Regions from separate parts of the Homo sapiens genome. Here all the other regions are linked to region 1. Evidence: chromatin contacts called from ENCODE Hi-C or POLR2A ChIA-PET data. All regions are on one chromosome and are shown on one strand. The core of a region is the stretch at or near the end of the contact, and the rest is flanking DNA. Distances in the headings are between cores, read along the strand shown. Region 1 has its middle 17 kb from the start of LINC01934. Region 2 overlaps LINC01934 (long intergenic non-protein coding RNA 1934). Region 3 has its middle 27 kb from the start of ITGA4.

Evidence for each region. Hi-C counts contacts between places; a loop is a spot of excess contacts on that map. ChIA-PET counts read pairs that join two places held with the same protein, here RNA polymerase II (POLR2A). Pooled maps may share reads with other maps.
Region 2: a loop to region 1 is called in a map of natural killer cell, with 6 times the contacts of the local background. The contact joins two enhancer-like sites. A Hi-C loop is called at or near these places in 1 of 168 maps with a recorded cell type or tissue (natural killer cell) and 6 of 50 pooled maps. POLR2A ChIA-PET finds 5 or more read pairs at or near these places in 1 of 52 experiments (CD8-positive, alpha-beta memory T cell).
Region 3: a loop to region 1 is called in a map of CD4-positive, alpha-beta memory T cell, with 5 times the contacts of the local background. The contact joins two enhancer-like sites. A Hi-C loop is called at or near these places in 3 of 168 maps with a recorded cell type or tissue (CD4-positive, alpha-beta memory T cell, HepG2 and naive thymus-derived CD4-positive, alpha-beta T cell), 1 of 37 single-sample maps with no recorded cell type and 8 of 50 pooled maps. POLR2A ChIA-PET finds 5 or more read pairs at or near these places in 2 of 52 experiments (CD8-positive, alpha-beta memory T cell and activated naive CD4-positive, alpha-beta T cell).

The regions. Positions count from the first base shown.
Region 1 is chr2:181,105,731-181,108,430 of GRCh38, forward strand. No RefSeq gene overlaps it. Among named protein-coding and RNA genes, the nearest start is that of LINC01934, 17 kb to the right of the region's middle. RefSeq lists an enhancer at 1,245-1,746. Within about 2 kb of position 1,266, at least 5 of the 41 ENCODE cell types and tissues checked have a DNase peak (open chromatin) inside an H3K27ac peak, as active enhancers do.
Region 2 is chr2:181,392,170-181,394,869 of GRCh38, forward strand. All of the region lies in intron 4 of LINC01934 (long intergenic non-protein coding RNA 1934), which reads left to right. Among named protein-coding and RNA genes, the nearest start is that of ITGA4, 64 kb to the right of the region's middle. Within about 2 kb of position 1,407, at least 7 of the 41 ENCODE cell types and tissues checked have a DNase peak (open chromatin) inside an H3K27ac peak, as active enhancers do.
Region 3 is chr2:181,429,470-181,432,169 of GRCh38, forward strand. No RefSeq gene overlaps it. Among named protein-coding and RNA genes, the nearest start is that of ITGA4, 27 kb to the right of the region's middle. Within about 2 kb of position 1,367, at least 3 of the 41 ENCODE cell types and tissues checked have a DNase peak (open chromatin) inside an H3K27ac peak, as active enhancers do.

The DNA.
Region 1 (2,700 bases), core at 16-2,515:
CATTCTCATAGGGATTGAGGGTTCTACATACCATTTTTATTAGCATTCCCTGGGTTAGAAAATACTGTTGGCATTTTAGCTAAGTTGTCTTACAGGTTTTGATGATAATAGGGCTTTCTTACCATTTAACTTGTAGTCTTCCTAATGAAATTCTATGATTTGGTATCTTTTAACATTAAACTTGAAGACTTCATTTAAGGCATTTGGTGTTTAACTAAAAGCAAAATGGCTTCTTTGTACCTGTTTACACATTAGGAAAAAAAACAAAAAATGAGCACAGACTCCAACTCCATGGAAGAACACTGTTAAAAGAAGCATCTCTTAGATGATGAAAGCATTATAGCACTGTTCCAGTAAATAGCACCAACTGCAGCTGATTCTTTGGTTTTATTAGGAAAGATAGCACATTTTGTGATCTGCAACGTTTAAATCAATTGAACTATAGTGAAATCTCTCCCCTGAAATATCTATTACACAGCTTGCAACCTTTTGTTTAAGAGATTAAGTTTGCATCTCCTCATATTATCTCCTTGTAATTGGAAAACTTTCATTTTGACAGAGAAAATGTGCCAGTATCCCTGTGAGCCTTGCCACAAGCCAATGCAGAATGCCATCTGGAGGATGCATGCCCAAGTCATGCAACAGCCTCCTGTCGGGATGTATCAGGAACTTTGCAACAGAACAACTAATAACATCTTAAGCTCCATTTGTCTAGCTCGCTAGTCCTCTTGGCAGAGGTCATACCAGCAGTGGTTTTGTTGATTTGCTGCATCAAATGTAATTAGGCTAAAGCACTCACTGACAGAGCCTCTGATAATGGCATAAAAGCCTCAGGCTTAAATTTACCCATTGAGTCAAATTTAAGTGGATCAACAAAGACATACTAATTTCATCACTAGAACAGTAAAACAATTATTTTTAAAGGTGCTTATTTGGGACAACAAGATTTTCCTTTCTTTGGATCTCATAATTGTTTTATTTTAATTTTAATTTTAATTTAATTTAATTTATTTTATTTTACTTTTTAGTCGCTGGCTTCCAATGAAGTGGTTGATGTCTCTGACTAGGAAAGACAGTTTCATGTGTACACAAGCCATATATCCCTTCTGAATCTTACTCTCAAGTACCCTGTGGAAAATGATGAGATGTTTTTGTCAGGTTATATCCAAATAACTTTGAACTCTACCAGTTGCATACTCATAAGGGTAGCAGTAACATTATTACTGACCTTTTAACCCTTGCTTACTGGAAAACTCCAGTTGTACCAGTGGCCTCTTTATAAATGAGTCACTTTCAGGCTATGACTAAGATGAAGAAAGCATTACTTAGGGTTAAATTTAGGTCAAGTCTGGGCCCAGAGCACAAGACAGGCTTTAGTTGTTGTTAAGAGCCATAAGAAAACTATGAAAAGCATTTCTGCCTTATGCAGAGAAGAAACAATTCAACAGAAATAAGGTTTAACAGTTTCCTGCATAAATATTGTAAAGCAAGTCAGCAGGGGTCTGTGTTAGAGTGAGAGAGAGCTTGCAGGTGGTCTCAGCAGGAAGGAAGCACTTCCCTGGAATGCCTATATGGATGATCTGGATGAAGCTTTTTAAGAATTAGCAAAGAAATTAAGTATGATGGAATAAACAAGATAATAATAATATGTGAAATGTACTCTTTTAATTCATTTCTAAATTTTCTCTTGTGTTCACTGGTTTTCAAATATACCACCAGCACTAGAACTCCTAAGAAATCACTCTGAAATTTCCAGGGCATGGCAATGATTTCTGAGGATTTTGTACCTCATCGTGGAATTTGACTTAGTTTGAGTTCTAGGTATACTGCTTTTGATGATAGCAATAGGCACACGTGAGAATGAGGTTAAGTAAGTGTTTATTTGAGGATTTAATATTGTACACACTCTAGGAGTAAAGCAATTATCATGCTGTTAATTTCATATTCATGTATGGCTTATTTATTTGCTGTTTACCTCTCTGCATAATGAAAATGCCATGGAAATCTGCTTCTTCTAGCACTCTAATTTTAAATGAAGCTAAATGTTATGTATAATTTCAAGATACAGATTGCTAATTTCATTCTATTTTAAATACTGTATGCATGAGAAGCTTCTATGTTCTTGCAGAATCCATCTTTAACCAGAATCGAAGCATAATTTTCTAAGTAATTATGGAATAGTTAATACATTAAAATATGAATCAGGAGCATCATAGGCATATTTTGAACCATATAGTTTTCTAAACCTATATATATATGTATGTGTGTGTGTGTGTGTGTGTGTGTGTGTGTATTCCCTATCTCAGAGTCAACACCTTAGTTACTTTTCTGACAAATAAAATATAGTCATAACATAATCTCTCTTATTGCTCCTACTGATAAATTATTTGCATCTGGCTTACTTGTAATTTGGTGGCAAAATCAATGTTTGGTGAAATGATTCTGAAAACTTCAGGGGCACTATAGTTTTCATTTATTTACATGATATGCTATTTTTAAAGAACCAGTCATTGCCAGAATTCTACGTTAGTTCATCTTCTGAGAATATAATGGGAAAAAAAAGAAAGAAAGAAGTTCATATCTAATGTACATGGAGTTTTCTTCTCCAGTCTGATAATTCACTCAAGTAACATGCCTCAGATTTCACTTCCAGGCCCACCCTTGCTCGTCTCTGCTCAATACCAGAAACTAGAGTTGTGT
Region 2 (2,700 bases), core at 157-2,656, 290 kb after region 1:
CACATTCATTCAAGTAAATTACTATTCCTATGTCTATATTCATCCCTTAAGAACAAGAAGGGCATTTGCTAATTTGTTCAGTAATAGGAAGGGGAATGTAGGAAGAGTGGAAGAACAAAACACCATTTTGCAATTTTTCAGCAGGAACACTGTTTCGTGATATCTGGATTGCAACGAGAGGACTAGAAGTCAAGGGGCTAGAATTATCTGAAGGGTCACTCTCGTATGTCTAGAGTTTAATCCTAGCCATCAGTTGGAGGCCAAACTTCTTCACAAGATGGCTGGGCATCAAGAGCAAATAGACAGAGAGAGAGGGGCTATGTATGTGCACAGTAGATGAAGCTATATTGCGTTTTATTACTTAGACTTCTGCTACATTCTATGAGTAGAAGCAGTTATAAAGGTCACCTAGGTTCAAAGGGAGGGGACATGGATCCCATCTCTCAATGGAGGAGTGTTGATGTCACGTTGTAAGAAAAACATGTGGCATGGGTTATATATTGCTACCATCTTCGCAAAACAATATCTGCTCAAGCCAGTATAAGGGCTTTTAATTTATATCACCAAAGTGAACTTCAGTAATAGTATAAGATTTGATTTATATCTTTCCCTGTCTAATGATAGGAAAAATTGTATTTCACTGTTGTTTCTTTTTATAATTAAATATACCAAACATTGTTTCACAAGTTATTTGCCACTTATATTTTTTCATGATTAAAAAAATTATTTGACATAATCAGTATGCTCCTGTGGGTATTCACCTGCTTAATAACAGTTTATAAAACATCTTCAAATATTACACTAAGGAAACAACAGTTTCTCAGTTTTGTTGAAAATATTTCCCCTGGTGTGCCATTTTATTTTCACTTTGTTTTATTGCATTATTTATTGTTTATAAACTTTTTAATATGGTTCCTATATTATATACCATGCTTATGATGTGTTCCTCATCCCAGGATTATAAAAATAATTTTTACTTGTATGCTAACTTTGTTCTTTATAAATTATATCAAAATAAATTCTATATAAATTAAATATAAGATCTAACATTTTTCAGGCTTTTAACTGTTCAGCTTCATTTGTTGAAGTAATCAAAATAACAACTAGTTTTAAAAATAGTAGTATCCAAAGAAAACAGACATTATCTGTTGAATAAGCTTATACCTCCTCTACCAGTTAGAAATATTAAAATTATATATTGATTCATATATATACTTGAGTCTCTTTCTGGATGCTTTATCATGGATCTCTCCCGTAATTCACTATCACTTTTTTAAATCATTACAGTATAAAAGTACATTTTAATATCTTAAAAGCCCCCCTCTGAACGTGGTTTGTAATTCATGAAGAGCTTTTCAATAATCAGTGCCCAACCTACTTCCTCCCTGATGATCTCATTCAGGCTCATGTCCATAGCAACAACTTCCTATTTATATCTCCAGGCCACATCTCTCCTGTGAGCCTTAAACTCTATTACCCACTGGAAGGTTGAACATGTCTCTGTTTCAACTGGTCAAAACTGAGCCCTTGAATATTTTTCCCAAGTCTCCTCCTCCTCCAGTCTTCTTTATTCAAATAAAGGGCACTATACCAGCTAATCAGATACCAAAATGAAAGTGAAAGTTAACATCATTGTAGCCAATCTTTACATGAGAGTAAAAATGGTTAAATTCTTGTAATAGAAAATTAAAATGGGGCTGGGCACGGTGGCTCACACCTGTAATCCCAGCACTTTGGGAGGCCGAGGCAGGCGGATCACGAGGTCAGGAGATCGAGACCATCCTGGCTAACAGGATGAAACCCCGTCTCTACTAAAAATACAAAAAAATTAGCCAGGTATTGTGGCGGACGCCTGCAGTCCCAGCTACTAGGGCGGCTGAGGTAGGAGAATGGCGTGAACCTGGGCGGCAGAGCTTGCAGCGAGCCGAGATCACGCCACTGCACTCCAGCCTGGGCAACAGAGCGAGGCTCTGTCTCAAAAAAAAAAAACAAAAAAAAAATTAAAGTGGGAAATTTGGCTTTTGGGGAGGCACAGTGTGGTTACATCTGCACTGCATCTATGATGTCAAAATCGGTACCTGGTTTAGCATGTGAACAAGGAGTGCTAAAAAAAAAAAAAAAAAAAAAGTTAAGGACCATTGATCCTGTGGAGCATTTCAAAAATTTATTTTTTTATTTATAGCAGGGGGTATGTGTCTTCAGCCTCTTTCTCAAAGTTATTGTGGTTTCCTGCTAGTTTGGGGGTGTTAACAATGCTATTAAGTCTGCCCATGAGTGTACTATTACACTTCTACATGTCTCATAAACAGCATTTTTTTCTTGAGAATATTTTATGTATTTTCCCATATATTTTTTAAAATCTAAATATGTAGTTGTGATTTCTAAGAAGTAAATGCAAATATTAATAATCATATATTAAAATAAGATTAACTTCTAATTTTTACTATTGTTAGACTGATGGTTTAAAATATAGCAACTTAATAAAATGTAAAATCAATAAAATAATATAAGGTGATTTTCAGAAAAACCTTAGCTGTATGTGGAACAAATTATGTAAAAAACCTTAGCTGTATGTGGAACAAATTATGTAATTGCATCACCACATTGCTCTATACCCAGCAGGAGGACTTATATAGACTGCACCATCTGATCTTCCTTGCACTTTTACTTCCAGTTGGTTTCATTCAATGACAGGGACCA
Region 3 (2,700 bases), core at 117-2,616, 320 kb after region 1:
TTCTGTCTTGGAAGGGGAAGCTGAGCTCTGCTCTCACCTGAGAATCTGAAGGGAAAAAAGTTACCTTTTTTTACACAAGGGAAAATCCAACATTATAGAATGTAATTGAACAGAAACTAGAATAATCTGTGGACTTCTGCTGGAACTTCTGCCAATTAAAAAAAAAATCTATTCATTTGGATTAAGTCACAACTCTGAGGTAAAATAGTGCCTTTTATCAGACATAATGGTCTGTAAGCTTCTAAAAAATTGACTGACTTAATTAAATGCCTTAGAATGAGCCAAATAGGTAAAACTAAATGCAACAAAATTCAGGATTTAGAAGTCAAGCAAGCCAAAATCATGAAGAAAAGAATCCAAAACCGAGCACACATGCAGGTAGCTTCCTGAGGGTTCTGGCGAATGAGGCGCTACCATGAAAGAAGAGCAGAACATGAAAGTGGGGTAGGAGGGCACCCAAGATGGCTTTAGCCCCTGTATTATTTAGCATAAAAGGCCAAATTGTTATAATGCTATTACGGTAAGTCTTCACAGTGGAGTGGCTTTTAAAATGGCTTTTATTTCTTCCTTACATGTCAATCCAGAGCAAATAGGCAGCCTGCTGTGGTCCATACAGTCATTCTGGGATCAGGTCTTTCCATTTTCTCTCTCCATTATCATCTGGACTGTTGCCCTTAACCCCATGAGGGATGTTTCTAAGGAAATTTTCTTTAAATAGTATTTATTCCAGTTTATGGGAAGAGGAAAGAGCATCAACAAATATACGCCCAATGTTTTAAATCCCAGCATTACCAGAAAAGGGTCCTGATCCAGACCCCAAGAGAGGGTTCTTGGAACTCATGCAAGAGAGATTTTGAAGCAAGTTAAGGAATAAAAGGATGGGTCCTCCATAGGCCGAGCAGCCCCAAGGGCTACTGTTTCTCTATTTTGATGGTCATTTCCAGATTATATGCTAAACAAGGAGTGGATTATTCATGAGTTTTCCAGGAAAGTAGTGGGCAATTCCTCTGAACTGAGGGTTCTTCTCTTTTAGACCATATAGGGTAACTTCCTGACATTGCCATGGCTTTGTAAATTGTCATGGCACTGGTGGGAGTATCTTTTAGCATGCTAATGCATTATAATTAGCATGCAATGAGCAGTGAGGACCACTAGAGGTCCCTTTTATCACCGTCTTGGTTTTGATAGGTTTTGGCTGGCTTCTTTATTGCAATCTGTTTTATCAGCAAGGTCTTTGTGACCTGTATCTTGTGCTAACCTCCTGTCTCATCCTGTGGCTTACAATGCCTAACCTCCTGGGAATGCAGCCCAGTAGGTCTCAGCCTTATTTTACCCAGCCCCTATTCAAGATGGAGTAGCTCTGGTTCGAATGCCTCTGACACTAGGCCTGGAAGAGGTACACATCACTTCCATTTATTTTCCAATGGTGAAAATGAAGTCATGCAGTCATGCTTTTCTGAAAGGATTGACAAGGGGTGGCAGTGCTAGAAAATGTAGTTCCTGGTTTTGTGGTCACATCTTCAGCCCAACCGTATTACTAGAGCAGAAGAGGAGAATGAACTTTGGTGAACAGCCAGCAGTCCCTGCTGCAGCAACTTCTAAGCCTTGTTTAACAGAACAGTTCTGTGTCTGTTGTCCAAATGGAGACTGTGACATATGCAAGATGCAGTGACAATGTATAAAGCATTCTTAAAGGTGCAAATTTTACTGGAACATTTATCATTAGGTCATTGACATAAAGCCTTTTGAAAAATAACCTCTCACATTAATTTTAATCCAATTTTTCTATTAGCTTGGAATGCTTTACATTGCTAATATAAAGCTTCTGGGACTAAGGCCATGGTAAAAATGAATGTCTTTAATCGGTTCCAGATTTTTTAAATCTAACTTCTATTATAAATCTTGCTACTTGAATTTAACATATAGAATAACAGACAAGGTATGATAGACAAGCAATAAGCTTTAAAAACATAACAGAAATTAAGCTGAGTGTCAAAGTCTGATGATATCATCTATACTCAAAATATTCTTGCATATAAAGGAAATTGGTTTGAGTCCTTTACATGTAAAAAAATGCCCAACCCAGACAAAATTGTCTCTTAAATTTATGAATAATCTAGACTTAAATTTTAGTGTCTTAGAAGATGTTTTCTAAGGAAGTTTTCTTTAAATAGAATTTAATGTAAGGAAATATCAGTTTTCGGATAAGTGGAAAACTGTAATTTAAAACCCAATAGTTGGAAGACACCTTAGATTCTAATTTAAAATGTTCATTTCAATCTATGATTTTCTCTAAGAATCAGTACTTTTTTCCTAAATCTTTACAGGTAGCTCTCCCTTATATTGGTAAGAAAAAGTCTCTAATTCCAGCATCTAATGTGGTAGAGTTGCAGATGCCAAAGGTGTCAGCAGAGGGCTCAGATGGGTCTCCAGATAGTATTATTAAGGCACAATTTTCAAATCAAGAATTGCAAATGCATGTTATCACCTGAAACTACTTATTTAATTTTTCTTTAATAATTTTTGTTTTTATTTTAATGACTTTTGAGGTACAGGTGGTTTTTGGTTACATGGATAAATTTTTTAGTGGTAATTTCTGAGATTTTGGAGCACCCATCACTGGAGCAGTGTACGCTATACCCAATAGGTAGTCTTTTATCCCTCACCCCACTCCCAGCCATTGCACTCCACACACTGAGT